Linked DNA regions of Mus musculus: regions 1, 3 and 4 are each linked to region 2. A link is a loop called in an ENCODE intact Hi-C map of the cell type or tissue named here. Cell type or tissue: left cerebral cortex. All regions are shown on one strand.

Evidence for each region. Peaks named below come from ENCODE experiments on the same cell type or tissue, not always from the same donor. Only the 100,000 strongest peaks of a DNase experiment are listed, where the experiment ranks them.
Region 1: a loop joins it to region 2, with 4 times the contacts of the local background. A loop is called at or near these places in 15 of 42 quality-filtered maps.
Region 3: it touches region 2 in a loop (4-fold over the local background); 12 of 42 quality-filtered maps call a loop at or near these places.
Region 4: a loop joins it to region 2, with 2.4 times the contacts of the local background. A loop is called at or near these places in 2 of 42 quality-filtered maps.

Annotation. Positions count from the first base shown.
Region 1 is chr1:132,591,774-132,599,773 of GRCm38, forward strand. Nfasc (neurofascin) reads right to left here. Exons shown (of 30, transcript NM_182716.4): 22 at 4,753-4,875; 23 at 3,711-3,884; 24 at 1,578-1,592. Among named protein-coding and RNA genes, the nearest start is that of Gm51646, 48 kb to the left of the region's middle. In left cerebral cortex, CTCF peaks have their summits at 317, 3,069 (motif pointing left) and 4,559 (motif pointing left); DNase peaks (open chromatin) are centred at 13, 309, 506 and 3,066; H3K27ac peaks cover 1,007 bases.
Region 2 is chr1:132,364,149-132,372,148 of GRCm38, forward strand. The region is part of intron 2 of Tmcc2 (transmembrane and coiled-coil domains 2); the gene reads right to left. Among named protein-coding and RNA genes, the nearest start is that of Tmcc2, 23 kb to the right of the region's middle. In left cerebral cortex, a CTCF peak has its summit at 3,607 (motif pointing right); DNase peaks (open chromatin) are centred at 66, 388, 905, 2,332 and 2 more places; H3K27ac peaks cover 3,891 bases.
Region 3 is chr1:132,520,908-132,528,907 of GRCm38, forward strand. It overlaps Cntn2 (contactin 2), which reads right to left. Exons shown (of 23, transcript NM_177129.5): 5 at 7,705-7,800; 6 at 7,169-7,378; 7 at 6,788-6,887; 8 at 5,381-5,556; 9 at 4,911-5,047; 10 at 4,400-4,529; 11 at 2,686-2,836; 12 at 2,451-2,578; 13 at 2,028-2,203; 14 at 1,426-1,546; 15 at 814-972; 16 at 232-381. Among named protein-coding and RNA genes, the nearest start is that of Cntn2, 18 kb to the right of the region's middle. In left cerebral cortex, CTCF peaks have their summits at 182 (motif pointing left), 3,215 (motif pointing right) and 5,103 (motif pointing right); DNase peaks (open chromatin) are centred at 49, 3,205 and 5,132; H3K27ac peaks cover 554 bases.
Region 4 is chr1:132,453,275-132,461,274 of GRCm38, forward strand. Dstyk (dual serine/threonine and tyrosine protein kinase) reads left to right here. Exons shown (of 13, transcript NM_172516.4): 4 at 1-45; 5 at 787-870; 6 at 1,958-2,134; 7 at 2,586-2,715; 8 at 3,051-3,207; 9 at 3,595-3,727; 10 at 5,043-5,156; 11 at 6,602-6,716. Among named protein-coding and RNA genes, the nearest start is that of 6030442K20Rik, 20 kb to the right of the region's middle. In left cerebral cortex, no CTCF peak of the experiment used is centred here; DNase peaks (open chromatin) are centred at 4,931 and 5,124.

The sequences.
Region 1 (8,000 bases), 230 kb after region 2:
CCGTGTGTCATGTGGAAGTTGGTGCCTGGAAAACACACTTGATTGACAGCAAAGACCCAGGGCCCATCCTGCACAGCATGCTGAGTTTAGATCGTTTAAAATTGGAAGGAAGACATGGAGGGGGAGTTGGAATGACACGTCTCCTTGCAACTGCAGCTCACAGGAGGGCTGCACAGACTGCCCTCTGAACACGGCAGACTTCTTACTGCTGGATCCTCTACACTGGGTCTGGAGTGCCCAATGAGGAAGGAGACAGGAAAAATGCTTGACCAATGAATGAGCTTTGAGTGGACTCACCCCAAGTACCTGTTGTCTCCACTGGGGAAGAGACTCACACATGAGCCAGGAAGACAGGGTGACCCTCCCTCTAGCATGGCAAGAATTGTTTGCTCTGTGGTCCCCAGGCCTTGGACAACTTCTGTGACTCACATCCTGGAAGAGGGCTGGTGGGAGGAAGCACTGGCCTAGCTGGCTGGCCTGGTTACTGGGTAGGAGGCTGAGGTAGGGAAGACTGGTAGTTTCTTAATACTGGCGGATCTGGCTGGCAAAACATGAAACCATAAGGGGGTATGCAACAGAAGCAGAATCAATGTAGGAAGCAGTGGGCGGAAATAAACGGGTGTTGGTAGGAAGCAAACCAAGTGAGCTAGGAAATACAGAGCAAGCTCGGATTCCTGCCTGGTTCTTGATTCTCTCACCTAAAGGTGTGTCTTAACAAAACTTGTTTCTTTATGCAGGCTCTCGTGTACCCTGGAATGCCCTCATCTCCTAACTTGTGGGAAAATCCAAGCTCAGAGGACTAGGAAAGGAACCCAGGCAGCCCTTGCCTAGTTTCTCTGGCTTGAGGGCAGCCCTTGGTAGAGCTTTGATGGCCCTCAAACCAACAGCATGAAGACTGGAGGAGAAACTTGTTAGCAGGTTGGCTTTTGTCACAGACCCACCTGGCCAGCTCCTGACCCCAAAGGAGGGGGTCTGTCTCCATACCAAATACTGAGGAGCTGAGTTCCTGGAGTCAAGACCATCAATCCCTGACACACATTGAGGCTCCAGGCTCTGGAGCCCTGGTCTCACTCAGAGACGTGCTTGCTTATTCTCACTGAATGGAACATACGCTAGCTGGTGGAATGGCGCTGGGTCCCCCCATGCAGCATGCAAAGGCCAGCATGCAGTGTGTTCACCCTTTCAGGGGGATTGTGGTGTCACCAGGGCCAGGAACCAGCTGTTCCCTCTATAGCACACCTTCTAAGAGCATCTCTATGATCAGAGATGTCAGGTCCAGCAAGGCTCAGGTGGCCACAACAGGTTTTCTCTCAGCTTCAGAGGGTTCTACATGTGAGACCACTTCTGAGCCAGCCTCTTTCGTAAGGACAAGCATTATATGAAAGGAGAGAGCATGCTCACATCCTCTAGTCAATGCTCTCTAAACACCTTCCTTTCAAGTTTGGCTTCTCCACTGAAAGGGTGACCTGGAGCATGCTTTCAGCCCTCGCCACTTCCTCTTGCTGGGCTCTGGCCAGCATGGGCTCCATTTGCACTGCCCCGAGCCATGCCCATTACCTCTGTTGATGGTACAATACCTGCAGTTGGAGTAGCTTCAGACACAGCACCCAAGATGGCCAGAGAGAGAGGGAGAGAGGATGAGAGAGGGAAGAGAAAACAGCATAGGTGAGACCACAGAGGAGAACAGAAAGGGTCTGGCGCCAGCCTGACTCCAGGGGTATGGCCAGGTGCTAGATGCAACCCTGAGGATGCTAAGTGGTGTTCAGGGCGTCATGCTCTACCCCACCGGAGCTAGGCGGGTTGTCGTTATTCCACCTGGGGCTTAGAGACCTAACACATTTCTATCCATAATCAAGGGCTTGCCATATAAGAGGTGTCTGCAAGGCACAATTCAGGCAGAGTGTTATATTCCAGCTTTTCCCCCCAGGATTTGTCCTACCCTGGCTGGGCTAAGTGATCCTCTACGATGCCAGGAATTGAGGATAAAAATGTAGGTGGTGCAGGAGCAGCCAATTCTAGGCAACAAGATCCCCTGCAAGATGCTTGATAGTAGGGCAAGGGACCGTCCCAGGCTCATATGTTCAAAGTATGATGGCGCTGAAGGCCCTGGGGCTCTGAAAGCATGTGATCTGGTTTTCTGCTGCCTCAGTTTTCCCCATTAGTTGTAGTTCATAAGATTAGGAACACAAATATGATTGAGAGCTCTAGAATAGATCTCTGAACAATTTCCACAAATCCAAAACCATCTCTGTTCTCTGGAGTTGCAGGAATTCCCCCATCATGGTCACTGGGGTTGGACAAAGTGGCTTTGTCTGCTGCCCTGAGGCGGGAAGAGAGGCTTTCTGGACATCTCTAGAAGTACAGAGAGAGTGTACCCTAGTCTGTCAGTCTCTGGTAGCAGCCCTAACCAACTTCCTGAATGTCCAGGGGTTGGAAGAGGACACCAGGATCGGGAGTTTGTTGTGTGACTACTCCTTATCTAGGAGACCAGAGAGGGACACAGGGGGCTGACAGTCCTTTCCCAACTGCTGCTGCAGCTGTACAAGAATACTGTGCTGAAGCAGCAGGGCCTGGCCGTCCCCTTAGGAAGCACAGCGCTCTCCTGGGACACAGATGAGAATGCTCAGAAGAGCACATCTGGATCAGGAGGAGACCACAGGACCTCATGGGAGACAGGCACTAGTCACGATCATATGACAGTCCCAGGAATACTTATTCACATCGCCCTTTTGGTCTCCCCTTACATATTGAATCTCCCCAAACTTCCTGCCCTTGGCAACACCTTCATTCAGGCAGAAAGACAAAGAACCATTATTGAGGACGTCTCTAGACATTGTGAACTTCTTACTATCTTTATCTCCCTTGCTACTGGTGCAGTGCCTGGCTTGGTACATGAGGGTGGGTCCTCAAAAAAATTACTGTTGCATAGACTATTGTCTCTCTGGAGAGGTAGAGAGTGCTCACCATTTATAAGGCGCTGCCAGTATTGAGGCTTTTAGGGTCCAATTTTTTGGGAGGTTACACTGAAACCAGCAATGCATGCAAATGAGCCGAGAGCGCCCTCTACTGTACACTCAGGTCAGGCACAGCTCTGGCTTGGGATCTTAGAGGTTAGAACTGGCCTTGACTGAGTTCACTTGCTGTTTGTGAAGCTGGCTTGGCAAGAGTTGTTCCCAGCTCCCACCTCTCTGCAACCAGACACCTCATCTTATTCATGTTGTAAAGGGAGAACATATTATTTCCTGCTCTGCTTTTGATCCAGGCAAGCACTTTGCCCTATCTCCTTGGCTCTCTATGCCCTTGGCAAAAGACAGGATGTTCCCAGAGTCCTCAGGGAGGACTCTCAGTAGATGAGCAGTTTGACTCTTTGGAGTTCATCAGGATGGTTATTTCTCATGTCCCCCTGATTGCCTGTCGTCTCACATGTCCTTCCTTATTCCCCTGCAAGGACAGATAGTTGATAAGTAGCTGAGTAAGTCAGGGCAAAGTGGAGGACCAGTCCGCCTGTACATCTAAGAGTGATGATCTTTCCCGATACACTACTGATATCTCTCAGTACCCAAGTCAGGCTGTCTCCTGCAGTGGGCCTGAGGTTCTGTGGCCTCACTTCCTTTCTAGCCGGGAAGGCCAAACCCAGCTTCTGGTGTGTTTCTCTAGGTGTCTAGATTAGTTAGGGCCTTTTACTCCAAGGACTGCCACCGTGGACCTACCTTCATTTGGAGGTGCTGGGGACTCCTCTGTGGCTGCTTCTCCAGAGCCCACCTGTGTCCTGGCACTGAGGGAGAAGCGGTAACGCGACACTGGGTCTGCTCTCTGCACAGAGAACTTGGTCTGATTGGGAGAGAAGTTTTCCACCATCTGCTTTCCCAGTTTGGTTCCATTAACTGGGGAGAGAGACAAGTGGGAGGTTTGATAGGACAGCTTTCGGAGTTTCTGGAAGAGGAATGTGGCCCCTGCCCAGCAATACTCAAGACCTGATTTAAAGGCGGGCATCGGGACCTCCCACTATAAGTACTGAGGAACTTCCAGTGTTCCTCAGGGTTCACATTTGTCACTGAGCCCAGCGTCTCTAGCCTCCTGAAAGTCTCGTGGCCAATTCTAAAAGCTCAGCTTGCACTTCCCAAGCCCCCGGTCAAGGTCAAATCTTTGGAATTCTTCTCTTCTGTCCAAATAGAACCGGGGAAATCCCCCAGGGCCTTGATTGCTACTGCCTCTTTTGTAAAAGACCACACTTTCTTCAATACAGGAGGGTAAAGGTCAGATCCAGAGATCAATTCAGAACAGCATGGAAGACACACTGCTAAAGTGTCAGTAACAGGTCCCTGGCCCTTTGGGCTTCCCAGAGAGGGGCAGCACTGTCTACACTGGACGTCTTAACATTGTTGAAGTGTGATGGCATCCCTGTTCCTATGGAGACTCCTGAGCATCCTCAGATGCCTGCGCACACACCATTTGCCCATCACATAGAAGGGCTAATGGGAGAGGAACTCTTCTGCATAGCCTTGTAGGTGCTGAAGACTACCAGCTTCCAGAGGGCTGGGATTACTGCCTCCTACAGGCGGGGCTGTATAAGAAGAGCAGGGACTGGGTTCTGCTTGCTCCCTTAGTTATGGAGAGCTCTCCCTTAGCGTTCACATTTCCTACGGAATGCCCTCTGCGCCCATAGGCTTCTGATCTCCACTCCTCAAGAAACTAGTGAGAAATGGTCTGTGATTGTATCGGATTCAGAGAAAGCAGGGAAGCAGAACATACAGGGCACGTATCTGAGGATGTATCCAATCAGGATTCCGTTGGGGTGCTCTGGGTGGTCCCACTCCAGGTTGATGGTCTCCAGGTTGGGCTGTCGGACTCTGAACCGCCTGGGGGCACTGGGTACTTGGGGAAGGAGGAAGGAGCCAGGAGGTGAGGGCAGGGAGGATGAGGAGAACACAGAAAACAAAGTACAGGCATGAAGGCATGACCTTAGGTATCGCTGTGCAGGACTACTGTCGAACCTGGACCTAGCTCCTTAAGGGCAGAGCCTGCTGCCTGCCTGGCAACCACTTTCACCTGGTATAAAGCCAAGTGGGCTCTGCTACTGCTGCTGAATTGGAGGAAGAAGTCAAGTGAGTTTCCTTTTAGCAGCTACCCTGGAGTTGACACAAATAGGTGGCTTCAATCCTGCAAATATACCTCCAAACCAGAGAGCCACTCCCAGGCAGGGAACCAATCATAGCTGTCTTGTGGCAAGGGTGCAGTTCCCAGTCCCCAGCCAAGGGCTCTCACCACTGGCTGCAGCAGCAGGCCCCAGCTTCTGAGCTGGGAATACAAGCTCTGTCGGGGAGGAGATAGAGACTCAGGACAGAGCACCTGGAAAGGGGTGGGGAAGTGATGAGGAGAGACTAATGATAGGAACCAAACTGAGGAAGGAGGGAGAGACAGGGATAAAGAAGACAAGAGGAGAGCAAGGGATAAGCGAGAGGAGGAAAAGAAGAAAAATAGGAAACAGTTAAGGAAGGAGGGAGGAGAAACAGAGAAGCCATAGCTCATGCCGAGTGGATAAAAGAGCTGAAGGGGAACCAAGGTGATAATAGAACTTTCTAGATGTCTGGACCCCAGGGTTAGATCAAACCTAAACCCTCAGGAGGGTGGGGGTGACACTTGGTAGTACTCTATACACATAGGCCAACTTCCCAGGAGTGTCTCTTGATGCTGTGGGGGAGGCTCGTGTAGATCTTGGGTGCTGGTAAGCAGGACATTGAAGTGGCCAGACGCACTCGTGGCTTCTCCTCAGAGGAGGTGCTGGCTTCAGTCTCATGGCCTGGGTCTGGAATGCCATGCGCTCACTGCACAGATCTCTTGATAAGCAAGTTTCCAGGAGGGTGGGTCACTTTGGTGACGGTCATTCGCTTGCCGAGGTCACCCTAGCTGTCCATGCTGGAGCTGCCCCAGGCTCACTGGTGGCACTACCCTTGTCTAAACCCACATTGAAGAACTGCGGGTCAGACCTACCTCCTTCTGGGGTGGTGAATTCCTTGGTTTCACTTCGAGGCCCGTCACCTCTCCCATTGACCACCACCATCTCCAGCTTGTAGTTACTGTAGGGGAACAGGCGGGCCACCACGCCCCGGGGACGGTCACCAGGGAAGCTGGCCTGCTGTCTCTTCTGAGACACCCACAGGTTCTTCAGCAAACTGCTTTCCCTCCAGTAGTAAGCCTTTGAGACAGAGGCAGGTTGGTGAGTGGCGAGGCAGCAGGGCCAGGTTAGTGGTTAGTGGTGGTAGTGACTGGTCCTCCCTTTGCTTGCTATAGGCTGCTCTGTCTCAGATGACCTCATCCTCCCCATAGAGGATGGCAGGACAGCCTTAGGATCCTGATCACGAATAGAGTAACGCTGAACATGAAACACAGTTAAAATTTTCACCCGTTTTTGGAGCCACGCCACCACATCTTTGGAGAATATGTCCCAGCTGGGTAACAGGTTGCACAAGGAGAGTCCATGCCAGAACCATAAATGTGAACCAGGGGTCCTGGCGCAGAAAGCTTTGTGCCTGGTGCTCAAAGGCCATTTTGCTTTCAGTTGGATTAGTACTGTTTAGGGAGACAGAAGGTGGGCACACAAGGAGCAGGTTGTCCCAGACAGTCAGAGTATATGAGCAATGGTTGATTTAACTCTCGGAAGCCAAGCCATTTCTTCACATACCGTTGAAGATCGTTCCGATGGCAGACACGTGTCCAAGTCAGTAGGGATACAGGGCTGCAGGGAGCGGAGCTCGGATGGGAAGGGTGGCCTTGGAGGTGGCAGAGGTGAAGGATATAGTGAAGGTCTTATTAGCAGTGGTAGGAAGCCACGGGATAACGTGTCACAGCAGTGTCACGGGCAAAGTGGTGAGGAAATCCACACTTATGGAGACTGATAAGTACTTCAGTAAGAAAAATCTCCAGGCCAGCAGGTTAAGGGTTAAAAGTTAACTGTTGGGGAGGAGCTAGGTCAGGTGCACCTGGCCTTCCTTTCTTTAGTTCACTGCCAAGTTCATTTTCCAAGAAGGGACCGACCTCCTTCTGTGTGTCCCCAGCTGCCCATCAGCCAACTCCTGATGACCTCAGAAGTCACAGACCCGGGGGAACCCATGCCATACCACCCTCACTGTCAACTGAAATGCAGCTTCCTTCCTGAGGGAAAGTCCTGAGTTACTTCTACAATCTCAGCCCAGCCCTCTGAGGACAGAAACTGTTCCCAGGCTGGAGGCCCAAGAGGCCAGGGCCTTTGGAATCTGTGTCAGGTAGCAGAGTTGGCTGAGGTAACAGGGAGGCAGCTTATATCCCTTTGGTGGCTTTGCCCGTTAGTGTGGCTTTCTGCAACCAGGCTGGGGAAGCAACCAGCTCAGCAGGAGCCTCTGAGGGAAAGGGTGCAGCTCACGGGTGCTTTGGTTATACACACGTTATTCACATATGGATAGCCAATGTGTGCTCTGCAGTCCCGGCTGAAACCCAGCCCCGTCCTAAGGGTTCCTAGCCGAGCTTGACCTTGCAATAGATCACGTGTGTTCCTATAGGCATGAGCTGTGTGATGTTCCTGCTAGTAAGAGTCCAATCCCGTATGATTCTTCCACCTAGTGATGGTTGTAGCTATCATGACGTCATTTTACAGAGTATTACATGTATGGTTGTGCTGGAGTTGTGTAAAAAGGTCTACTGGGCTGCCAGTCACAAAACCATAGCAACAACTATACTGCTTGGTGGTAGCCATCACTAGGTTACCGGGTTACACGTTTATAATGTTATTTATGTTATTGCTTTGCTTTTGCAGTGCTGGGGATTGAATCCAGCTTCATGGATGTTAGGCAAGCCCCCTCCCACTGAGCCATGCCCAGGCCCAGCAATTTTTTTTTTTTATCCTATTTGGAAAACACAGCTCACTGTAAAGCAGTGTCAACATTACACTGGCCACAGCCTTGTGCACCTTATGCCTGCTGTGCATGTTGACTGCAGTAAGCTGCCGAGCTGGGGAACTGGCTTGT
Region 2 (8,000 bases):
TACTGTTTGGCCACAACAAGAAAGGTCATTCTGATAATGCCAGGACATAGACAGTTTGCTAAGCAGGGCTACATGCTGAGATTTCCAGAGTGCTAAATCTACAGAGACAGAGGCGACAGATTAGTAGTTGCCAAGGGCTAGGGGAGCCAAGGGATGGGAAATGGGTGCCTCATGGGTCTGGGGTCTCCCTGAGAATTGTAAAGATGATCTGGAACTGGGAGGGGCTAAAGCTGTGCAGCATGGGCAGGGAAGGGCAGAACCCACCCATTGCAGTAGCCGAAGGAGGGTGTCTTGACTGCCTCTCTGCCTTATGATCACCAGAGAAGACTCTTGCCAGAGTGCCTCTCTCTTGCACAGAGAGAGGAACAGTGTGGTGACTCAGTGCCTGTCATCAGCAGGTGGAAACTCCAGGCCCCCAGCTTGGAGCAGGGCCTAGCTACAAAGACAGCTCCTCTCTCCAAATGGTGCAGATCCTTACTCACTCATTCTGACGGCTACCAGCACCACATCTGGGGCTGAAGCCCCCACGGCATGGTCCCCTTACCCTACTTGCCTGACTGAGAAAGGCTGGTCCACTCTGGCTACCTGACTTGGGATGAATAGCCATGAATAGGCTGAGCAGACTCTAAGGCAGATCTAGGCAGTGGGGAGTCCATGACATGGTCCTATTAGAGAGCTTACTAGCCAGGGCTGCAGCTATACCCAAGTTTAAGACACACTGATGAATGTTCTGGCTAAGGCAGAGCTGGAGTGATTTCTGAGTCTCTGGGGCCAGTTTTTCCTGTTTCTGTCTTGGCTTCAGGGAGATCTCCCCACAGTTCATGAATAGCTGGGCACCCTGTCTACTAGCTTTGGTCGTGCCACAGACCTGCCATCCTACCCTGCTTCAGCAACACAAACTGAAACTGGATTAGGTACCCTGCCAAATTACAGAGTCTCCTGGCTCAGGACTTCCCCAGCCTTGGCTCCCATTACCCTCTGGGCTTCTCGCCTCTTCCTGGGCCTGAGTTCAGTGTCCTTGCATTAATCTGGCCATGGGACATTTGCCCTCCCCACTGAATGATAGCCCAGCATTCTGAAAGATGGCAGGCAAATGGTAGACACTACATCAGCTAGCCTGATCTGTCTCTGTGCTTGGCCACACCGGTGGGACCATGCAGGATGCTGCTCCTGAGGGTAGGGTCTGGCTTCCACTGCATCAGAGCTCAGAAAGTGACTGTGCAGGTTGAAGGTGGGGGGAGTTTGTCAGGACGAGTGACTCAGCAGTAACTCAGCGGAGATGCTCTGAGCAGCTCACTACTGTCCTGGAGAGACTCTGATTCTATCAACTCTTTTGGGATAGAGAACACAGATTTGCTTTACTTTTTAAAATTAAGTCCCTTGGGCTGGGCGCACGCCTTTAATCCCAGCACTTGGGAAGCAGAGGCAGGTGAATTTCTGAGTTCAAGGCCAACCTGGTCTACAGAGTGAGTTCCAGAACAGCCAGAGCTACACAGAGAAACCCTGTCTCGAAATGCACCCCCCCCACCCCCCCCCCCCACACAAATTAAGTCCCTCTGGAAGTAAATCCAGATCAAGATGGAGAGGAAAGCCCACGGCTAGCTAAAATCTTCCAGCCTCAAAGAGGCAGTTTGGCTAATGGGAAAACGGTAGGGGGCAGAAGGGAAGCCTCCTCCAGCCTCAGGACCTGAAGTCAGAGGCTGCTCCTGCTCCATTGTATCAGACTGGTGGCTCTCTCTTCCCAGTGGGAACATATGGGGCCCATAGAAATGTTAGCTCCAGCTTTGGACAGGTCATCATACGGATCCAAGTACTTCTAGGCAGGCAAGGGGGTAATATGGGGAAAATACCCAGGAAGCTTAAGGGCCCTTTCTCCAGAGGGTAGGTGGTCAGATGTCAGATACTCAATAGGCACCCAAAGGGCATATGTATATGCGGAGATCGAGATGGAAAGATCCCCCATAGCAACGGCTCAGGCCACATGAGGAGACAGAGTATGCCCCCAGTGGCTTTGTAAGCCCTTTACTGCTTCTGCAGGGGCATTACTGGGTACAGACCACACATAGATGAGGGAACACGTTCTTATTTCATGCCACACCCATCCATGCCAAGGCCACGTGTAGCTACCCACCTTTCATCAACGCGCCTGCTCTGCTCCTAAGGACTAATCTCTGGTGCTGGCGGAGGCTCTAACCTTCCCTACACCTTCGTTTCTGACCCTGTTAGGGCTACTTCGTGGCTGCAGTCACAGCTATGTCCTCCCTTCAGCCCTGGCCCTTCTGAGAACAAAGCTTCTTTGTCTACATAAATGCCCACTGTTCTTCCATCGCTGTAGAGCCACAGGCTCTTGGTGCAACCGCCTCTGGAGCTGCTCTTTCACTTCAGAGGCTCTTTAACTCTCCAGCAGTCAGATGCTAGAAACCTAAACTCTCTCTGGTCCATGGGGGTCAATGCTCTCAGAACCCCTCCATTTCCTTTTCCCTGACACTCCTCCTGAACACAGAAGCAACCATGACTAGAAGCACCCTTTGGGTTTAATTTTATGCCAGCTCCTCTGCATCCAGAGTTCTCTACAAGTGGGCAGGAGAGAGGTTGGTTCTGAGGAACCCACAGAGGGAGCTTGCTGCTTGACAACCTCAAGAACTGACTTTCCTTTATTCTATAACCCTACTGCATCTACCACATTGAAGTCTTTCCTCCCCCCCGCACCCCCTCCCGACCCAGAGCCTCACCTGCATAGATACTGTTTCCCAAAGCCGTGCTGGCAATGAGGTGCCAGGAGCTTTAAGGCCCCAGCTGTCTGAGGACAGTGCCAGGCTCCCAGAGTCACAGTCCTTGGGCAGCATTGAGCTGGCTGTTGGGAGCCGGGGTCTTCGAGCAGGTGTGCTAATAAAACTCCCAGGCTCTGAAGCCGCCATCTCCAGTCTGAGTGAGGCCCAGCCAGGGATTAGGGGCGGATTGCTCTAGATTCTCTCCTCCCCCAGGGCACATGTCTGTTCTTTCCCATCTGGCAGGATCTATGGAGGTCTATCGAGCCAGAGGATGGAGCAGTGATTAGGGATCTCTCTCCAGCCCAGTGAGTAGGAAGATGTCGTAGTGTGGCTGGCTGGGCTGTGTGCAGGGGTTTGCCACATGCAAATATAGGACAAGTGACAGTTCACCCATCAGACAGGCCCTGACCAGTTCCTCTCATGCCCAAAAATGTACTCAGTGACCAGAAATCCTCTCACAGCAGCTCGACTGACCAACTCCTCACTTTAGCGCATTACGGGAGTCTCCCGGAAGGGGTCCCACTCAGGCCTCCTCTTTCCCTGTTCAGTGACTTAAGGCACAGTCACTTCCACCCCAGATTCCCCAGTAATGGCCTGGAGGAGTCAGCCAGCTTCAATAAGGGAATTCCTCTGTTCTGAGACTTAGTCCCCAGAAACCATTCTGCTCTGGACACCACTGTGGCTCCCTCCTGGCTTCTGCTTCCCGCCCTCTGCTTTCTGTCCCCTAGCACTGCCCAGACAGACACCACCCAAGAGACAACAAAGATGGCCAACTCACAGCAGTCTCTTTCTCCCTGGACTTCATCTGTACAGTCCTGGTAGGAAATCCTATTGGTCAGCAGAGGGAGCCAGAGGGCCACAGTCGAGGACAGCGAGTAGCGAGGAAGGAGCCTGTAGAGTCCTAGGTCCACTGTCTCTGAGCAGTTTTCCCCAGGCAGAATACCCATTCAGAGACTCTGCACGCATCTGAGCCTCAAGAAGCACACAGGACTTAAATACTGAGGGCCAATGTGGATCATACTGATGCAGCAGTCCCAAGTTCAAGAAGGTTCCAAGAGATAAGGAGGGCCCAGTGCTATCTCTAGGAGCCAGTGCCAAGGTTTGCAGCCAAAATCACCGAGACCAGGAATCCCCCACCCAGGATCTTGGAAACTATGCAAACATGTGTCAGCTGATGACTTAGGCTTTGTGAGGAGGCTGGCAAGTCACATCACACAGGTCTCCATGTCTGGAGCCATCTCTGACCTATGGAGCCTGGGAAAACGCTAAGCAGCTCCTACTTCCATAAATAACTCCCCTTTATGTTTTGACAAGCACTGTTCCTTTTGTATAATGGTTATTAATAAAAAGTTTTGCTGTCCCTACTAAACTAAAGGAAGGAAAGAAGTAGACCTTCTGTTTATCTGGGGCCCTTCCTGTGGCCATCATGAGGCAGATCTCCATTGACAATGAAAGTGGAGGGTGATGGCTGATTATCTCAGTGAACTGGAATGGAAGTTCTCTGAAGTAGACCCATCCCAGGTGAGAACAAGTATGACTTGAAATCCTATCCCCAAGACAGCCCCTTCCCCGCTCCCCCCCCCCCCTTTCTTATGGTTTCTTTGAGTTTCTCTGTGCAGTCCTGGAACTCACTCTGTAGACCAGGCTGGCCTCAAACGCAGAAATCCACCTGCCTCTGCCTCCCAAGTGCTGGGATTGCAGGCTTGTGCCACCAACTGCCCGGCCTTAAGATTTTTAAAGTTAAAAAAAACCTCTAAATTCTGCATGTGTGTGCATGTAAGCCCAGGTGCCTGTGGAAGCCGGAGATACTGGATCCCCTGAAGATGGAGTTTCAGGTGGTTATGAGCCTCCGAAGTGGGTGCTGGGAACCAAGTTTGGGTCCTTGAAGAGCAAAATACTCTTAACCTCTGAATTACCTCTTTAGCCCCAGAACTAAGAATTTTTAAAATTATTTCTTTTATATTTTGAGGTTATAATATAATTATATAATTTCTCCCTTCCCTTTCCTCTCTCCAAACCTTCCCATATAACCCTCCTTGCAAATTTCATTGTTGCCTACATATAGGTATATATTTGTTGGCCAAATGACTTTAAATTCACAGCATTAATGTACAATATAAAGTCTGCAAATGCGTGACATTTCTCACTGCGCTCCTCCTTGTAGAGCTGAGTTTACACTTCAGGCTTCCCTGGACACCTCACCTCTCCACAGAGTATGAAAACTGACCAGGACAGTGTATGAGTATACAAAAGTACCAGAGCACTAGACCCACAGGGCAGCTTACCCACAGGCTTGTGAGCAGTGGGTTGTACCAGGCTCAGAGTGCATACCAGCACACGATACCTTCTTGCCTAAGGTCTTGGGCTTCCCATGATTGCCTGGGAATATCCCATGTCCTCCAAGGCATTCCCTCATCCATCTCTTTCTAAACATCCCTTTCCTTTTTCTTTTTAAAAATTATATTTATTTCATTATCTATCTATCTATCTATCTATCTATCTATCTATCTATCTATCTATCTATCTATCCATCCATCCATCCATCCATCCATCCATCCATCCATCCATCTATCTATCTATCTATCTATCTATCTATCTATCTATCTATCTATCTATCTATCTATGTGTGCAGTGTATGTATGCATATGGTCACACGTGCCACAGCAGACATATGGAGGACAGAGGCTATCCTGCTGCAGTTGGTGCTCTCCTTCCATAACTCAGGCTACCAAGCTTGGAAGTGGATACCTTTACTTTACCCACTGAACCATCTCACTCACCCATAACCTGAGGAAGAGGAGGCAGTTGCAGTGACCACAGGAGACCAGAAGTCAGGGAGGGCTAGAACTGGGGTTCTCTCCCACCACCCCCAACTTCTCTTTTACTGTGGAGCTGTCTCTGACTGGCAGGGCTTCCTTCCCACACTTCCTGATCCACAAAGCTCAGAAGAGCAGAAAAATGGTTCTGTTAGGCTGCATGGCATTAAGATGGCCATAGGGAAAACTGCACCCCAGAAGGACACTTCAGCTTGACTCCTAGAGTAGCTCATCACAATGGTGGTCAGGAAGAAGGAGGGAAGAGCTCTGGGGATGAACCAGTAGTCTCTAAGAGAAAAGGAACAAATAGGGACTACTCAGTGTCTGCATGGCAAGCTGGCAGGCAGAGCCCTTCTTCTCTATGAGGCTGTCCTTGTCTTTGTCCATGAGCAGAGACCCTCAGTCTGCCACTGTGAGCTGCAAGGATCATTTGCATGACCTTGTGTTTCAAGCTTGGTTCCACAGTTGCTCTAGAGCATAGGCTGAAAGCATCCACGCTGTGTGTGTGTGTGTGTGTGTGTGTGTGTGTGTGTGTGTGTGTGTGTATGTGTGTGTGTGTAAGGGCAGGAGTTAAAGGTGAATATGTCTGTCAGGAAGATACGTGCAGAATGGGCTCTGTGGATGCTGAGTTAACTTTCCAGGAGCCTGGCAGAGTGTTTGGGAGTCAGAATGGCTGATAGAGACCCTTACCCTGCTACCCACAAGCTATACAAGCGATACAGCCTGCAGGATGAGGCCAATGAACCAGAATGGGCTCAGGCATGGGCACGGGCACAGAGAGAGTGTGTAAACTGTGCCTCGGCCTTGCTAGCTGCCAATGGTACATGGGGCCTGACACACTGTACTGGTATAGGTTATTAGAACCGAGGCTCTCTCACCACATGTGATTGCATACACCCATGGACACATCACAGTTTCACAGACAGTTCCTTCACGATTTAGCCTGGGACAGAAAAGTAGCTGTCATCTGGAGTGAAGCTGAGAGTGGCAAGAAGCCATGGGGCGAGCTGCCACAAGTATTTAAGCAATGGTTCTGAAGGCCCTTGAGTCACCAAGCAACTCTCTCTGCAAAGGAGATGTGCTGCTGGGTAGACGGCACACATACTTCCTAGTAAGTGCTGGCCGTCCCTCTTGGTCACTTCCTCCACGCTCTGGCTGAGCAAGAGGCAGTAGCATGGCAGAAGCAGCTGTCACCACCGGCCTACAGGCCGAGGCAGATGAGCTGCAGCTGGAGGTGTCTAGCCTCAGCTTAGCCACACAGAGCTAAGTCTGGGGGCCATAGATGGGCTCACATTGTCCTGGAGCAGGAAACTGGAAGGAGCCCAGGTCCTGGGCCCACACTCCTCTGCGCGCCCTCAGGGCTCAGCTCGCTCTCACACTGGCTGCTTCCTCATTTAGCATACTTCCTCTTCACTCAATTTTGATATCAGGTCCTTATTTCTTTAAGATTTTTGTTTTTCTCTGCCTTAAATAAAACAAATCATGCTATTTACTTTTTTTCTCTCTTAAAAATAAAATAAATAGAGTTGGGCATAGCTCAGTGGTAGAGTCCTTGCTCTGCAGGCATGGAGCCCAGGGCTCGACTCCCTAGTACCATGGAACACAAATAAAATGTAAAACTCACTCAGCAGCATCCACGCATTCTACAGAGTGAGAAGCCCGAGAACAGCTGAGAAGCAGTTAAATTCAGTTCCTTGGAAGACAAAAGACTCCTGGGCTGCACATGTTGTGTGGCAAAGTCCCAGAGAGGCTTCTCAGGAGGCTGGCAGCTTCCCTGGTGCTCACCACGCCTCCCCTGGAAACAGAGGTCAGGGAAGTCATTACCCCACACTTACTCTTAGACCTAACCAGGTCACCAGTAGGTACTGCTTTCTGCTGGGAAGACAAGAGAATGGTTTATATTGCTAACTGTGAGCTGCAGCAGTCAAGGAATCAAGGCAGGCACGTACCCTAGGAGTATGTGGAGAGACACGGGCAGGCATGTACCCTAGGAGTGTGTGGAGACACAGCCCCAGGAGCTGGAGCAGCAAACAGAGGGTCTAGTGAGGGAAAGCCCCAGCACAGCATTGGCGTGCATATACCATGAGACCTTTCAGCTGCCTTCAGGAAGGGAGGAGGCGCCTCCTCTGCCTGCCAGGCTTTTGTTGACCTAATGTCTCAGATACTCTGGTGTGTGTGTGTAGGGGGTGGGTAGGTCAGGGCAGGACTGTCACTCCTGGGCATGGGAACCTGGTCAGTGGAAACAACCATGTACCTGGCTCATGGTTGAGCAAACCAAATTCACTTCTGAATGGTCCTCTGCTCCCCAGAGGAGGATGTACTGGGAACAGGCCCTGAAGAAAGTGACCCAGAGGAAATGGTATCTCCTTTCTGCACAATTTTTAGGACACAAAGTACCCTCTACCCGACCCCA
Region 3 (8,000 bases), 160 kb after region 2:
GCAGAAGCTTCCCCTCCTGAGGCTCCTCCCCCCACAATGCTGGAGCTCCTCCTCTAGAGCGCTCTCTGCTGGGGCTCCTCCCCCCACAGCGCTGGAGCTCTCCCCAGCCCCCCCCCCGCCCCCCCGCTCCCCCCCCCCCTGCTAGAGCCTAGAGCTCCCTCTGCTGGGGACTCCCTCTGCTGGGGACTCCCTCTGCTGGGGCTCCCTTTGCAGAGAACTCCAGACACTCACCTGCTTCCTTAGTGCGGATTCTGCTGGAGGGGCCGCTGGGCTCCCCAGTGCCCAAGATGTTGCTAGCTGAAACCCGAAACTCATAGTCCATCCAAGGCATGAGCCCCAGCACCTGGGCAGTTTCCGCGTTGCCCTCGATATTCACAGGATCTGCAAGGTCCCAGGCAGTCAGCGGCCAGCGGCCATTTATGATGGTGGCAGGTTCCGGACCCATGTGGCCATTTGTGTTCTGCCCTCAGCATGGTCCTACCGTTCGTTCGCTAAGCCCTCAATTACTCTTTGACTGAAAAGCTTGTCTGAAAAGCTAGTGAGCTCTGATGCCACAGGGCCTTTGCTCTTCCCTCCACGGATGTTGAGCATGCCGGCGTTCTCTAGCAACACAAGGCTGCTGCCTCCAGCTCTCCCTCTCCTTACCCTCCTGGCTATGAAGGTTTCCCTGCCTGCCTAGGTTCTCCCTGGAGGTAAGAGAACACACCTTAATTCTTTTCAAAGCCTTAGGGTCAGCCTTGACCCTTTGACCCCTGTCTTCTGCTGTGCACACAGTGGTTATTAAAACTGACCCACATGGTGCCTCATACTTACTGGTCCGAACCTGCTTCCATTTCCCTGAGGGTGGAGTCCGCGCTTGCAGGGTGTACTTGGCAATGGGGCTGTGATTGTCAAAGCCACGACTCCAGCTAAGCTGAACAGTAGTGTCTCCAATGTCTCTCACCACCACACCCCCAGGAGGACCTGGGGGACCTGTAAGAAGCAGAGCACCCTGGGTCAGAGGTGGACAGTTTGAGTCGGTTTTATCTAGCCTCAGCTTGGGCTGACTCAGTATCTAGATGGGGCATCAGAGGGCAGGAGAGATAGGGTGGGAGGCCAGAGGATGGGGGCAGAGGAGAAAGATGAGGAGCGAAGCATCTCAGACTTGGTGGCTCACAGAAGGGTGTACAAGTTTGCCCTGTACTGGACCTGGAACTCCTGGGCTCATGAGGTAAAGTCTTAGGGGTGTTTAGGGTACATTTTCTTTCTTGATCATGGCTTTGGAAGACATAGTCTACTCATTTAGGACCCACAAAGAACTACACAGGCACTAAACAGAAGTGTCCATCTCTCCAGCTTCTGTCAGCCTTCAGGGAGGGAAGAGAGGTGGGGAGAGTCGGAAAGCCTAGAGCCTCTCTGAGACCTGTGGTGGCTGACTCCCATTACCTCGGACCAGGACTGTGGCCTCCTTGGATGCACCATCCACCACTGTCTGGGCCATGCATGTGTATGTCCCTCCGTGGCGTAGCTGGGCATTCAGGATAGTCAGGTCCCCAATGGTCTCCTTCTGTGCACAGGGAACAGCAAGGAATGATGAGACAGGAGGAAGCCCTGACTAGTGTAATAGGCCACAAGACGAAATGGAGCCTAGATTCCCTGGCTGAATGGCATCCATGCTCTCTGTGCCTCAGTGTTCCTATCTGTTCAATGGGAAGAATGAGCTACTTGGTACCACTGGACATCAAAGCGTGCCACATAAGACAGTCTTCATGAGCCAAGTTAATGATGGCATTTGCACTAGGGGAGAGGGACAATAGTGGAGAGAATCTCCTGGGGTACTTGGAATGCTAAAGCTTGATTCTAACTTAGAAGGGTGGTCCTTGGGTGGATGCAGGAAAGGTGGCGGTGGGTCCTAGGGTGAGCTTTCTCGGCATGGCCTCGGGGGTTAGGGGAAACTTTGGAAAGCCTGAAGCTGGTAATGACTGAGGCCATCTCAAGTCCCCTGTCTTATCTGGAAGGAGGGAGAATTATGAGGCCTCAGGCCTTACCACACTGGCTCTCCGGTAGTGACCTCCAGGCTTATCAAAGTCAACAGGGAAGTCATCCAGGGTCCAGGTGAACGTGAGGTCCATAGTGGGGTCATGCGAGGCGTGGCACTGTAGGGTCAGGTTATCACCCACATTGATGTCAGCACTCGAAGGAGCTAGCGTGATCTTCGTTGCATCTACAAAGCAAAACAGCAACAACAAAACAAGGCTCTGTGAGGGAAAAAGCCCAGGAAGGAGAGAGGCTCTGGCCTGTACCCCTAGAAGAGATGCATATTCATGAGTGGTCAGATTCTGGAGGCTGGCCAGGGGTGGTCCCAAGAGAGACTGAGTTCTGACGTTGCCTTGAAAGCAGATGTATAGGAAGCCAAGAGCAGATGGTTGGCAGAACAGCATCCCAGCATCTGAACAGACCACAGTCCTTACCTCGCACAGACAGGATCCCGGTACTGTTGGCTTTGCCCATGAAGTTCTCAGCAAAGCAGGTATATTTGCCTTCATCCGATCGACTGATGTTTCTGATAATCAAGGTGCCGTCCAAAGTGACAGTCACTCTGCAGCAAGGACAGAAAAAGATCTAGTCAACTGAGGGACACACCGTGGCCATTGGAAGGGGACTGACCTCCAAGACGTCATCTCAGCGGTGGCACACAGAACCTACCTGGTACTGTTCCCCAGAATCTCAGTACCCTTGCTCCACAGTATTGTAGCTTTTGGAGCCGCACGGGGCTGGCACGGGATACTGATCTCTCCCCCTCGGGCTGCAGGGATCAGCCGCCTCACAGGGTTCTGCCTGAAGTCTGGGGCCAGAGCTGCAGGAGAGAGGGTGCTCAAACACTCACCCTCGAGATAGCCACCCGCCCACCTCAACTAAGATGTCACCTGGCTATGTGCTAAGCATCTGGCCTCTGGAGACCAACTTGTCAAGTGGCAGCAACATCTCTAGAACTCATCTACCCCTGTGTCATCACATCTGGCTCCACTCGTCCCTCTCACACGCTCCAACTGTCTGTCTTGCTTTCAACTTTTTCCCTTTTTCTTTTAAAGACTTCTTTTATTTTTACTTTACACACACACACACACACACACACACACACACACATATATATATATATGAATGTTTTGCCTGCTTGTATGTCTGGGTACCACTTGCATGCAGTGCCTAAGGCGGCCAGAAGAGGGCGTATGAGTCTCTGGAACTGGAATTAGAGGTAGTTGTGAGCCACCCTGTGGGTACTGGGGATGGAACCTGGGTCTGCTGTGTAAGAGCAGCCAGTCCTCTTAACTGATGAGTCATCTTTCCACCTCCACGCCCCATAGCTTTCCTTTTAACCCCCTGAATGCCAAGTCTTACCTGCCTTTGGATCATTGTGTCTGCATGCATATTACCTGAAACTTCCCCAGATATTTACAAGTCTGTCTCCCTCAGGTCACAGTCTAAACGTGACTTCCTCAGAGTCTTTCCTGACCACCCCATCTAACCTGCTCACCTGGGTACCACTGCTGTCCTTGGTATTTTTTTAACCATACTTTTAGGGTTCTCTGGAATAAATTCTAAGTTTGTTCCTCTCCCTTTTCTTGTACAGTACTTTAAGTATTTAAGTACTACTGTATTTGCTCCTCATGAGATGCTTTGTAAGTTATTGGTTGAATAATTGAATGAAAGGAAGAGTCTTGGGGCTGGAGAGATGGCTCAGTAAGTCAGAGCATGGACCTGAGTTTAATTTCCAGTGCCCAGTGGCTCACAACCATCTGTAACTCCAGTTTCAGGAGAATCTACACTTTCTTTTGACTTCTGTAACATGTGATACACATACAAATACAGGCATTCGTACAAATAAAATAAAAAATAAAACGAGTAAGTCTTTGTTGAGCCTTATTAAACTTAATAAAGGCTTCTAACGTTCATCTTGCAGCAGAGAAAACGTGCCTTGTAAGCTCAAGTGGCTGGTGTTCCTTGTCCCCGTCTGAATGTCAGGCCTGTCATAGTTCACCCTTTGAATTTCAATTCCCCTCAAAGCGCTGTTCAAGGACAGGATGAAGCATTTTTTAAAATCAGGAAACTGAGGCATAGAATCAGGTAACTTGCCACAGGCCACAGAGCTGAAGGAACTAGGTTAAATACAGATCAGATCTTTTCAATGCAGCAAGTAAAAACAAAAACAAACAAACAAAAAAAAAAAACCCAAAAACCATGTCTTTGGAAAACTCTCAGTCTCATGTCTTGAAACTGGTGCTACTCAGGGGCCATTGGAAAACAAGAAAGAACATACATGTGTATGTTAGCACACGAGCCTGCAAGTGTGCATTTGGAGAAGCCCAGCCAGACACAACCTTCAAGCACCAGGGCTGTCCCTGCCTCCTGGGTCCTTTACCTTGTACAGCCAGCTCAGCACTGGCATAGATGGTGCCATGCTTGTTTTCTGCCACACACTGGTACATGCCGGAGTCCTCCAGGTTCAGCTTAGAGAATCGCAGGTCCCCAGCCAAGACCTCCACCCGGTTCTGTGCAGAAGAGCCAAGGCAGGAAGATGAGGACCACTGGAGGCCAGGAAGGAGTCAGGGGCGGGTGGTGATGGTGATGGTGGTGGTGTGCTGCAGAGGCTGTAAGCTAACATCCCTCAGCATGAGGGTTCATGAATATAGGTCTACTTCAGGGCTGCCTGGTCCTTTAGGTCTCCTGGAGGCTAGATTAAGGTTACATTTCTGGTTGATGGAGGGATCCCAGATCTCTGTGATGCTACACAGGTGACCCACCTGTGGCCATGTATCTCTCTGTGAGAAGAAGCACCAGAACGTCCCAAGACCCCTTGGTTGGCCCAGCAGGGTAAGCGGGCCAGGCAGCAGAAGAGGGTGGTCGTGTGGGAGGAAGCCTTGGTTTCCTACCTGGGAGGCCAGAGGTTCCCCGTTTCTCAGCCAGCGCACCATGGGCCGAGGCTTGCCTGCCGCAGCACAGCCCCAACGTAAGTTGGAACCAATGTCGGCTTCTGTGTCTGAGATCACCTTTAGCCACTCAGGCTGAGCTGTGGGGAAGAAAGAGAGGAATAGGGAATTATAAGGCTGCAGTATTTGTAAGTGACAGCAGAGGGCGCTGTTGGTATTCTGGGCTGGAGAGAACAAAGAAATGAGGGCGAAGAAGCTGGCACTCTCTGGTTGTGCCAGGGACTGATTTAGCAACTAAATCTTTTGAAATACTTGTGTGCTTTCTGTATGCCCCCGCTGAGCTCTGAAACGGCCTCTCCAGCTATGTTTAGCAGTCCTGGCAAGGGTCAGAAGGCTCAAGCAGAAGGCCTCCCAGTCTCTTGGATTTTCATGCTGCTTCCTCAGGGAAGACGGAGGTATCTCCAGCTCAGTACCTTGCACAATGATGCGTCCCTGGACGGTGTCACGGCCCTTGGAGTTCTCTGCCTCACATTCATAGGTACCCTCATCTTCAAAGCTAACACTGGGGATCTGCAGGGTGGGCTCTGCTGTGCCCCACTGAGGGGACAAGGAACCATCCACTTTGCGCCACTTGATCCTGGGAACAGGGCTGGCAGGGGAGAAAGAGCCAGAGGGGATGAGCTGAGCTGAGCATGTTTCTCGAGTGTCCACAGAGCCTATGCTCACACTCGCAGGCCCTCCTGAAGCACTGGACAAGGTGAAGGGGACTCCTGTTTGGGAGGGGACAGACGGGAAGAGGGCACAAACGAGACTAGGAACAGGCTTTTATAGGTCCCTTTTATCATCACCCCGCCTTTCCAAGGCATGTTAGTTATTAGTAATTTGGACATTAAAATGGGCTAGGGAACCATTGGATCTGAGGAATCAACATGTTACCCTGCTCATTTATACATGTTTCCTGGATGCTCAAGAACATCCCACACAGCAGAAAGCAATGACCCTTGCTCTAGAGGATCCTTTTTCCGGGACAGCAAGAAAGAGAAGCAAGCCTTTCTGCTGTAATTTGTGAAATGGCTAATGTAACATTCATGCCACACCTGTCAAAGCACCAAGCACCACTCTCAGGGCCTGGTATCCATGGACCCAACTGATCTTTGTAAGAATCCTTTAGCCACTGTCAACCCTGACCATCCGTCAGTCCTAGAGCTGAGCCTCAGATGTGAGGTTGTTTGCCCGAGGTCTCCCAGCCAGCAAGTGTTGAAGCTGAGCTTTGAACCAGCAGGATGGGGTCGGCACACTGTTTTTTCTGCTGCTAGCCCTGGCTTGCTCCTTAAACTGCTTAGGATTTTACTGTTTACTGTTGGGAGGCCACATGACTCCCTCATGCCTATAAAGCCCCTCCATCTGTGTGTGTGTGAGTGTGTGTGAGTGTGTGTGAGTGTGTGTGTGAGTGTGTGTGTGAGTGAGTGTGTGTGAGTGAGTGTGTGTGTGTGTGTGAGTGTGTGTGTGAGTGAGTGAGTGTGTGTGAGTGAGTGAGTATGTGTGTGTGTGTGAGTGAGTGTGTGTGTTTGTGAGTGTGTGTGTGTGAGTGTGTGTGTGTGAGTGTGTGTGTGTGAGTGAGTGTGTATGTGTGTGTGTGTGAGTGAGTGTGTGTTTGTGAGTGTGTGTGTGTGAGTGTGTGTGTGTGTGTGTGTGTGTGTATGTGATGTCTCACTGGCAGAACTTGTTTTATAGGTAGTGGGTGGTGCCTGTTTTGTGTCCAGGACTCTGTTAGTCTATTGACTTTGTTCTCTTTAACTCTGTGATCCCTCCTGCTCTTGAGGGGCTTTGAAATGAAACCCTGCCTGGGCCCAGGACACTCTTGTCCTGATGGTACTTACTTCCCAAAGGCAAAGCACTCCAGGGTGACCTGCTGCCCAACCAGTGCGTACGTCTCTGGGGGGAACCGGGCTTTGATACTGGGAGCAAAGAGTCGAGGATCTGGGGGGGTGGAGGGGAGAGAGAGATTGACTGTGTGAACCACATGCAAAGGGCTCCAGGGAGGTGCTTTGTATTAGGGCCCATGCCTTCCAAAGTTCACAGATCACCACATAAATATTTGGAATCTCCAAATGTTCTCTTTTTCTGGGGGGCCTGGGGCAAGGATCTGAGACCCGGCAGCAGGACCTCATATATTCTGAGCTGCAATTCTTAAGCTTGGTAGAATACCATTTCTCCAAGGCCTATTGACCCTTTCAGCCTCCATTACCCTAGATCCTGACCTTCAGCAGCCAGGTTGAGCTGCGCGAATTTGCTGAAGACGCTCTTGGTGGAGAAGTCCAGGTGGCTGGTAGCCAGGCAAGAGTAGTTGCCCAGGTCCGAGGCATTGGTGCGGGCGATGTACAGGTTCCCTGTGGTCTGGGACACGAAGTGACGCCCATCCGTTGGGATGAAGTTGGGGAACTCGTTGAGGAGCCAGCGGTAGGACAAACCTAGAAAGGAAGGAGTCTGAGGAAACAAGGGTGTACTGGGATCACAGGCAATCTGGGCAAGACCCCAAACATGCTGCAAACTCTGTCTTCTCATGAGAACTTGCAGCTCTGATCAGGGGCTGGGGGTGGAGAGGGGAGAGATGACTTTGACTCTCTCCTCACGATGAACTGCGAACACTCTCAGTCCAGCTAGGAAATTGCAGAGCCATTGAAAGTTAAGACTTACCACCTCCTGTTCTGTTTTTCCTCTCCCATGCTAGCATCCAGAAGTCCTTTCTGGTACATTCCCCCTCCCAGTCCTGCGCTGGCCCAGAATCCCCACTTACCTGGGTAGTGGGCAGGTGGGTTACAGGGCAGCATCACCCCCCAGCCCTCGTGGGTTTTCACGGGGTCTCTCTCCTCCTTGGAGAATTCCTGTAGAACTGGAGATGGAGAAGAGGGCTCAGGCAACTGTCTTCAAGCATGCAGCGCCCCAGTTCCTCCACCATGGGCAAGAAGCAGTCGCTAGCATGCCATTTGCTGGCAGGAAAGCCTGGCTCGAGGCTACCGCCACCTGTCCTTCCTGGGAACCTTTTCCTGGCCCCGTCTACCCACACCCAACAGCTTGGCTCCCATGGATCTC
Region 4 (8,000 bases), 89 kb after region 2:
TCACAGGATGTCTCAGTTCATATTACCAGCAACTATCTCAAACAGGTGTGAAAAGAATGGTTGCTAAGACACTGTGTCACAGGTAATATCTGGGACAATTTACAGACAAGCCCAACCTCAAAGTAGCCAAGGAATTCCCTTTGAGATAGTCTAGTTAAAACTTCATTTTGTTTTCCTACTACATGGCTACTGCCTGAGGGACATGCTAATGAGCTGTAAACTTACAGATGATAAAAAGGAATAGAAAGTAAAAGAACATATTGAGTCACAAAATGGGGGTGATGAATTTGGGTTAATTTTGTGTGTGTACATATGTGTGTGTGTGTACGCGCACGCGCGCGCATATATATATATATCATAAACACATATATAATATAAAGTAAATATGGAATAAATTTGGGAATGTTTGGACTGCTTTATAATTCTTTGTTTGGGCAAGCAGAAGGAAGGAGTGGGGCACATGGTAGCCAAGACTGGGCTAGCCTTGAACTTGCTGTTGTTTTGTTTAGGGCTGGACTTGAACTAATTCTCCTGCTTCCACCTCTGAAGTGATGGAATTACTGACATGTGCTGTGTCTGGCTAGATTGTGGTTCTTCTTTTTTGTTTTTTGAGACAGGGTTTCACTCTATGGATCTGGCTGGCTGGCTGGGAACTTGCTATATAGAACAGGCTGGCCTTAGCCTGCAGTGATTAAAGATGTGCACTGCCACACCCAACATGGACTTGTTCTTGAAGTTGTCCAGAGATGGCTGTCTGCATGTGCTCCTTCATGTGTTCTCTTCCAGATCTTAAATGCCGCTTACCATGTTGAGGTCACTTTTCACTCGGGATCCTCAGTTACTCGGATGCTTTGGGAACAAATCAAGCAGGTGAGTGTTCCCCAGAGGGGTCCTGTCAGTCCATGATTGGCTCAGTTACATCGTACACTCTCCAATAGAACAGATTCTTCAAAGATGCTCTTAAAGGAGGGTGGCCATTATTCTGGTTTGTCTCTCTGAGAGAATTCTGTTAAACACCTAGTCTTACTTAATTACTACCAATGTTCCTTTAACGCTTTAAAAAGCTATACATTTATATAACACTTGATAAAGCCACAAAATTCTACATCATTAGGTTTTTTTCATCTGTAAAGACAGTAAAGACTCAGCCTAAATGTTTCCTCAAAACTAGGTATTAGTTGGGCGTGGTGGTGCACGCCTTTAATCCCGGCCCTCGGGCGGCAGAGGCAGGCAGATTTTTGAGTTCGAGGCCAGCCTGGTCTGCAAAGTGAGTTCCAGGACAGCCAGGGCTACACAGAGAAACCCTGTCTCGAAAAACACACACACACACACACACACACACACACACACACACACACACACAAAACAAAACAAAAACTAGGTATTGTTGGGGCTGGGGATGTAGCTTGGTGACAGATGGTTTGCCTCACATATGCAACACCACAGGTTTGATTCCCCAGTACCACAAGAACGAACAAGTAAACAAACAACAAAAATCCAGACAGAGTCGATGATGGTGGTGCAGCCTTTAATCCCACCATTGAAGAGGCAGTGGCAGGCAGATCTCTGTGAATTCAAGGCCAGCCCGGTCTACATAGAAAGTTCCAGGACAGCCAGGGCTATGTAGAGAGAGATCCTGTCTGAAACAAAAAAGCAAACACACAAAAAACTACACATTGCTGTTAGGGGCCAAGAGTGTGGGTCCTGTCCTGTCCCTGTCCCTGAACAGAATACATTGAGGGCTGCGAGCATTTAGATCAGGCTTACTGGTCGTTGGTGCCTACCTCTGGCTGAACTCTGGGTTTCAGGTAGGCAGTGTTAGAGTTGAGGTTGGATTTCATAGGCTCTGAGTTAGGGTGCTCCTGGTGAGAGACTGCAGAGAAGGAAGGGCATTGTTGGAGCTGCCTGGGAGTGCCTTCTCCTTCCTTCAATGATCTCACTGTCCTCATCTTGGCAGATCATCCAGCGTATCACATGGGTGAACCCACCCACCATCACTCTAGAGTGGAAGAGGAAGGTGGCCCAGGAAGCCATCGACAGCCTCAGCGCCTCCAAGTTGGCCAAGAGCATTTGCAGCCAGTTCCGCACGCGGCTCAATAGTTCTCATGAGGCGTTTGCAGCCTCCTTGAGGCAGGTGCGTATGTAGGAAAGGAGCAAAGCTGGGACAGTCAGAAAAGAGCCTCCTCGAGAGAGAAAGAGTATACCCTCTGCTACTCTTATAGTTTTCAAAAATTAGTCCAGTTAATTTTTGTCCATATAGCTGAGTGAGAAAGGAGCATGGAGGAGTACACACTTTCTATATGTTTATACAGTAGTTTAAGAATGAATGAAAGAGGAGTGACTTCCTGACTCTGTTCAGTTCAGTTATGTGCCCCACGTGTGTGTAAGGAAGGGGGAGAGAATGAACATATGCCAGGCATCTAAAAGGAGCATGACTGTTGACATCTCACTGCCATTGTCCTAAACATGTCTCGTACTCAGTTCTCACAGTTGTCAGCATGAGAGATTATTTCTAGGTATACGTGGGGAAGCTGAGGTGAGGGGCTTGAAAAGTCTTACATTGCCTTTTTCTGTTTCCCTCCTAGCTGGAAGCTGGCCATTCTGGCCGTCTGGAGAAAACTGAAGATCTGTGGCTAAAGGTTCGAAAAGATCACGCCCCTCGTCTGGCCCGCCTTTCGCTAGAGAGCCGGTCTTTACAGGATGTCTTGCTTCACCGTGAGTTCTTGCTTCTTTCCAAGTAGATTGGAAGTTGAGGGCCCTCTGGCATTTTTATGCCTGGCCTCCAAGAACCCCAGAGTTTAGACTCCGGCCTCCTTGCAAAGCTGCCTCAGCACTTAGTGCTGGTTTTGAATTCCTGTTTGGTTCTGCTGCTTATGTAATGTGAACAACACGATCAAAGTTAAGTCATCCAACTTGGTTAGAATACACTGAATTTCTTTCTATTGCATGACTGCATGATTACAACTTCTGGCCTCTAGGCAGGACTGCATCTAAGAATCTAAAGAGAATGCTTGGTAAGTCTCTATCCCATCTGTCTTTATATCTTATAGGTAAACCTAAATTAGGACAGGAACTAGGCCGGGGCCAATATGGTGTGGTATACCTGTGTGACAACTGGGGGGGACACTTCCCTTGTGCCCTCAAATCAGTTGTTCCTCCAGATGAGAAGCACTGGAACGATCTGGCATTGGAGTTTCATTACATGAGGTAGGCCTTGGTTTCCTTAATCTCTCTGGGGAATACCCAAAGAAGCTAAAAGGCTGGGATAAGTTTCCTATCACAAGCTGCAGCATCCTATCCCTCTACACACAGATTGCAAAGTGTTCTACCTACCTAGTGATCTGGTCCAGACATGCTCTTTCCTTAGTCTTTTCCCATCACAATTCTCAATTGTTCATGCTGTTTTCTTTCTTAGTCACAAGGACTGTCAGTATTGATAGTCTTGGGCTTTTTAGCCTTAGTGGAGAAGCAGTTCTCCTTTCCCTCTCTCTGGACTTGGACTATGTGTGGACCTGGGATTCTTTCTTTTACATCCTGGTATCTCATGCAGAGTTAGAGCCCAAGTGTAGTTGCCAAAACCTCTTTTTCTCATAGGTCTCTGCCAAAGCATGAGCGGCTGGTCGATCTTCATGGCTCAGTCATTGACTACAACTATGGTGGCGGCTCCAGCGTTGCTGTACTGCTTATCATGGAGCGGCTACACCGGGACCTCTACACAGGGCTGAAGGTGACTGAGGCAGTCAGGGACAAGGGCCAGCTGGAGCCAGGCTCAACCCTTCCTTCCTGGACTTCATCCTTTCCTGTTTATTCAGAACTTCTCACTTTCATAGAAATTGGAGTAATGTGGCTTTACTGCCTTATGTATATGTACATATAATATATGTGTATATTACATATATTACATGTATATACTACATAGTACTATACATGTCTTTATAATAAATCTGGAGAGATTCCATACCCACATAAATGTACACACACCATCCATAACACGACATGCACAACATTTAAAAATTTAAAAGGAATTCAAATGGAGTTAGTTGTAGATACTGAGAGGCTCTGCATTCCAAGTATTCTAACACAAGTTCCAGTAAGATTTAAAGTGAAATCACTTATATGGGACCGAAGTTGTAGCTTAGTGATAAGAGAACTTGCTTGGCATGTGTGGTCTTGAGTTCAAACCCCATATCACCAGAAACAGAGACACAGAGAGAGAGACATGCAGTAGGGGCAGGCACAAAGTCATATATTAGATCTTTGTTATGTGGTCTTGACTTTTAAAAGTAAGTTGGGGTGTGCCACTGAAGAATTTTGTTTGAGGAAAGGTGAAACTCTCAGTCAACTGTTCAGTTTAAACTGTCATCTAAAAAAAACAAAAAAACAAAAACATCACCATTAGTGACTTCTCTTATCTGTCCCCTGCATTGGAACTCAGTAGGAGAGAGAGGCTGACCTTGAGTGTCTGGCCTCCCCTGTATGAGCTTACATGGAGACTTTCAGAAGTAAGGTAGAGAAAACTTAGAAATGTTTCCAGGAGTCACAAGAATTAGTGACATGAAAAAGAGACCCCAAGTAGTTCCCTCTTTATCTCAGGAACACCTGAGGTTTTTCTGTAAGCGGGCTAGAGAATCCCATTTGAGTTTTTGGAAGAAATAGGACATTTTTCAGAATCTGAAAGACCCTTAAGTAATCAGAATGACTTTGGAACTGGAACCCATAAACACAAACCTGGGCTAACCAAGCCTATAGAAGCAGTGGAAGCAAATCTCTCTCGAGGCTGTGCCAGAGTTGCTCTGATGATGGCAGTGAGATGCTGTCAGAACTCAAACCTCTTCTGCTTGGATTCTGGTCCTGCTGACCACTGCAGCCAGCCAAAGGCTTCCTTCTGCCTTCCGTCCTGTGCAGCAACTTCTTCCTTGTACCTCCCACTCGCTGTTCTCTCCTTTGTTGCCACCATAAGTCATTTAGTTCTCACAATTGGAAGTCTCTGCTGGGTTGAGGAGTTATGCTCTTGTGACATCCAGGCTCTTTTGTCTTTCCAGGCTGGGCTGACCCTGGAGACACGTTTGCAAATAGCTCTGGATGTGGTGGAGGGAATCCGCTTTCTGCACAGCCAGGGGCTTGTTCATCGGGATATCAAACTGAAAAATGTGCTGGTAAGATAGAGCTATATTTAGAGAGGACTTCCTACTCTCTGGAGGGTTTGTGTAAAAAGCTTTGATTCTAGGAATATTTACATGGAAAATAGGAGAGTTAGCACCATGGTGAGTAGACGGAGCCCTGGACTTAAGGACCAATCTCAACAGATGACCTTGTGTCAAAACCTTTTCCCTCCACTGTTGAGAAATTCTGTCTTCACAGAAAGGTTAAGAGTGGCAGTTGGAGACCCAGATACCCTTGTATCCTATATTCCTGCAAAGGTGCCCACTCAGTCATATTTCTATTTCTTTTCATGCATCATATGAAGGTAAAATATGTTAGCAAGTTTCTCCTAAGAAGAGTCTCCTACATAATTAGAATGCCATTACCACACTCAAGTCTAACATTGATACAGTAGTGTTATCAACATATATTCTGTTATTGTCTGTTATATCCAGTTGTTCCAAATATGATCTGTTTGGTATTTTGCTGTTGTTGTTTTTCTTATCTAGGATCTAATCCAAGGATTCTGCAGTATGTTTTCTTACCATGCTATTTCTGCCTTCTTTAATATTGAATAATCTTTGCTCTTTTGTTGGTCTTTCTGTTATTGGTATTTTTGAGGAGTCCAGGATTCTTACTATTTAGTGCTTTATCAGAGATGCTAGATGATAGCTGTCATGCATAAATGCACCTTACAAGGTCACATCACATAGATCATAAAGAATTGTTTGACAGAGTCCTCTTAAAAACATCTTTTAGGGTCAGTGACATGGCTCAACTGTGGGGACATAACAGGCTATGGTACCTGTTATTACATAGTGGAAGGAGAGAACAGACTCCTACAAATTGTCCTCTGACCTACACACACACACACACACACACACACAAAGCAAATGAATAAAATGTAATAATTTAGGAAAAAATACCTTCCAGTGTCACATGATAACACCCATGAAGTTGCAGTTTGGGGGAGAGAAAGATGGCCTGGATATTGTAGATAGAAAGATAACAGGCCATCAGGAACAGGAAGGGGCACATTTATTCTCTATGATCAATTTTTGCTTGTTTGTTTTTATATCATTGTTGTTCTTTCTACTGTATTAGGGTAGAGCCAAGGTCTTATATGTTGGTCAGGTCTCCCACACCTAACCCTTTATTAGAGCTTTAAGAATTAAAGAATTGCTTTGGTTGCTGAAGAGGGAAATCAGGTGCCAGCATGTTTTCCTCATTTTACAGACCTTCATTACTCGATCTTCCAAGACTATAGTGATCCCAGTATATGTCGGGGATATAAAGAGGAAAGAAACAACCCCTGCCATCAGGTTATTGACAGTATGGGGGAAGAGGACAATGACAGGAGAGAGTGTGGGATAGTGAGGTTGGAGGCAGGACTTTCTTAGGACTGCTTTGAGGCTGGGTGTGCAGACAAAAGGTGACTCTGACCTGCTGTTTTTGGCAGCTGGACAAACAAAACCGTGCCAAGATCACCGACTTAGGATTCTGTAAACCAGAAGCTATGATGTCAGGCAGCATTGTGGGGACACCAATCCATATGGCCCCTGAACTTTTCACAGGTAAGGCTAGAGGGCAAGGAGTAGGTTTGGCAGACTCCAGTAGTCTGCTGTGGAGTGCTTCCTTCAGGGTAAGTAGTGAGTGCACGTTAAGTCTGACAATGAAGAAACCAGAACAGAGGGAGAGTAAAGAGGGACGGAAGAAAGGAAGGAAAGTGTGGATGGAGTTGGGGTTAGTGCATGCTCTGATCTCTGGGTCATTAGCTCTCTACCTGCCATACTTAGCACTTATTAATCACAAAGTATTGGCTGAATGACTTCTAAATGATGGAACTTGTCATTAAAGAACTTATCAACATGGAGGTATGTGGAGAGGTAAGATAATCTGGAAGTGCTATAAGGCAGCACTAAATGATAAATTGCAGAGTTATGTACTGTTGATGCAGTGTGAAAGAACAGAGTAAGGTTGAAATGCTCAGCAGGTTTATGGTAGAAGTGAGATTTGGGGTTATACTTGAGGCTGGTCTGGGAAGATTGGTAGCGGAAAGGGAACTCTGGTTTAAGTGTACACTCTGGAGTAGGCAGGAGGGTTGGTTTCTGGTGATCCTGTCTTAATTGTAGCTGGTCTTTGCTACTTTGTGAGTTCTCAGTTATCCCACTCCTTATCCCCCTGGTTTCACCCCCTATCACTAGGTAAGAGTTAAAGGAGAAGAGAGGAGGAAAGGAGGGAGGGAGGAAGGGAGGGAGGGAGGGAGGGAGGGAGGGAGGGAGAGAGAGAGAGAGAGAGAGAGAGAGAGAGAGAGAGAGAGAGAGAGAGAGAGAGAGAGAGAGATATCCCTGGATCATGACTAACAACCACCAACCCTGCCTCTCAGGGGCCCTAGCATTTATATTCCCTCTATAAAGTCCCCAGGATTTCAAATATCACATAATTGTTGAACCTATCTGCAGCTGGCAAAACCACGCCTCTGCTAGAGCACAAAGCAAATCATTGTCAGCTGCTTCCAATAGTCCAAAGCAGCCCCATAGCCATAACCTGGGATTAAAGTGAAAGCACTTTTTTTTGTTTTGTTTTTGTTTGGTTTTTTCGAGACAGGGTTTCTCTGTGTAGCCCTGGCTGTCCTGGAACTCACTCTGTAGACCAGGCTGGCCTCGAACTCAGAAATCCGCCTGCCTCTGCCTCCCGAGTGCTGGGATTAAAGGCATGCACCACCACGCCCGGCGCACATTCTTAAAATATTTGTGTTTTTCCCAGAAAAAAAAAATTCTTGGGCTGGAGAGATGGCTCAGCGGTTAAGAGCATTTGCTGCTCTTCCAGAGGTCCTGAGTTCAAATCCCAGCAACCAC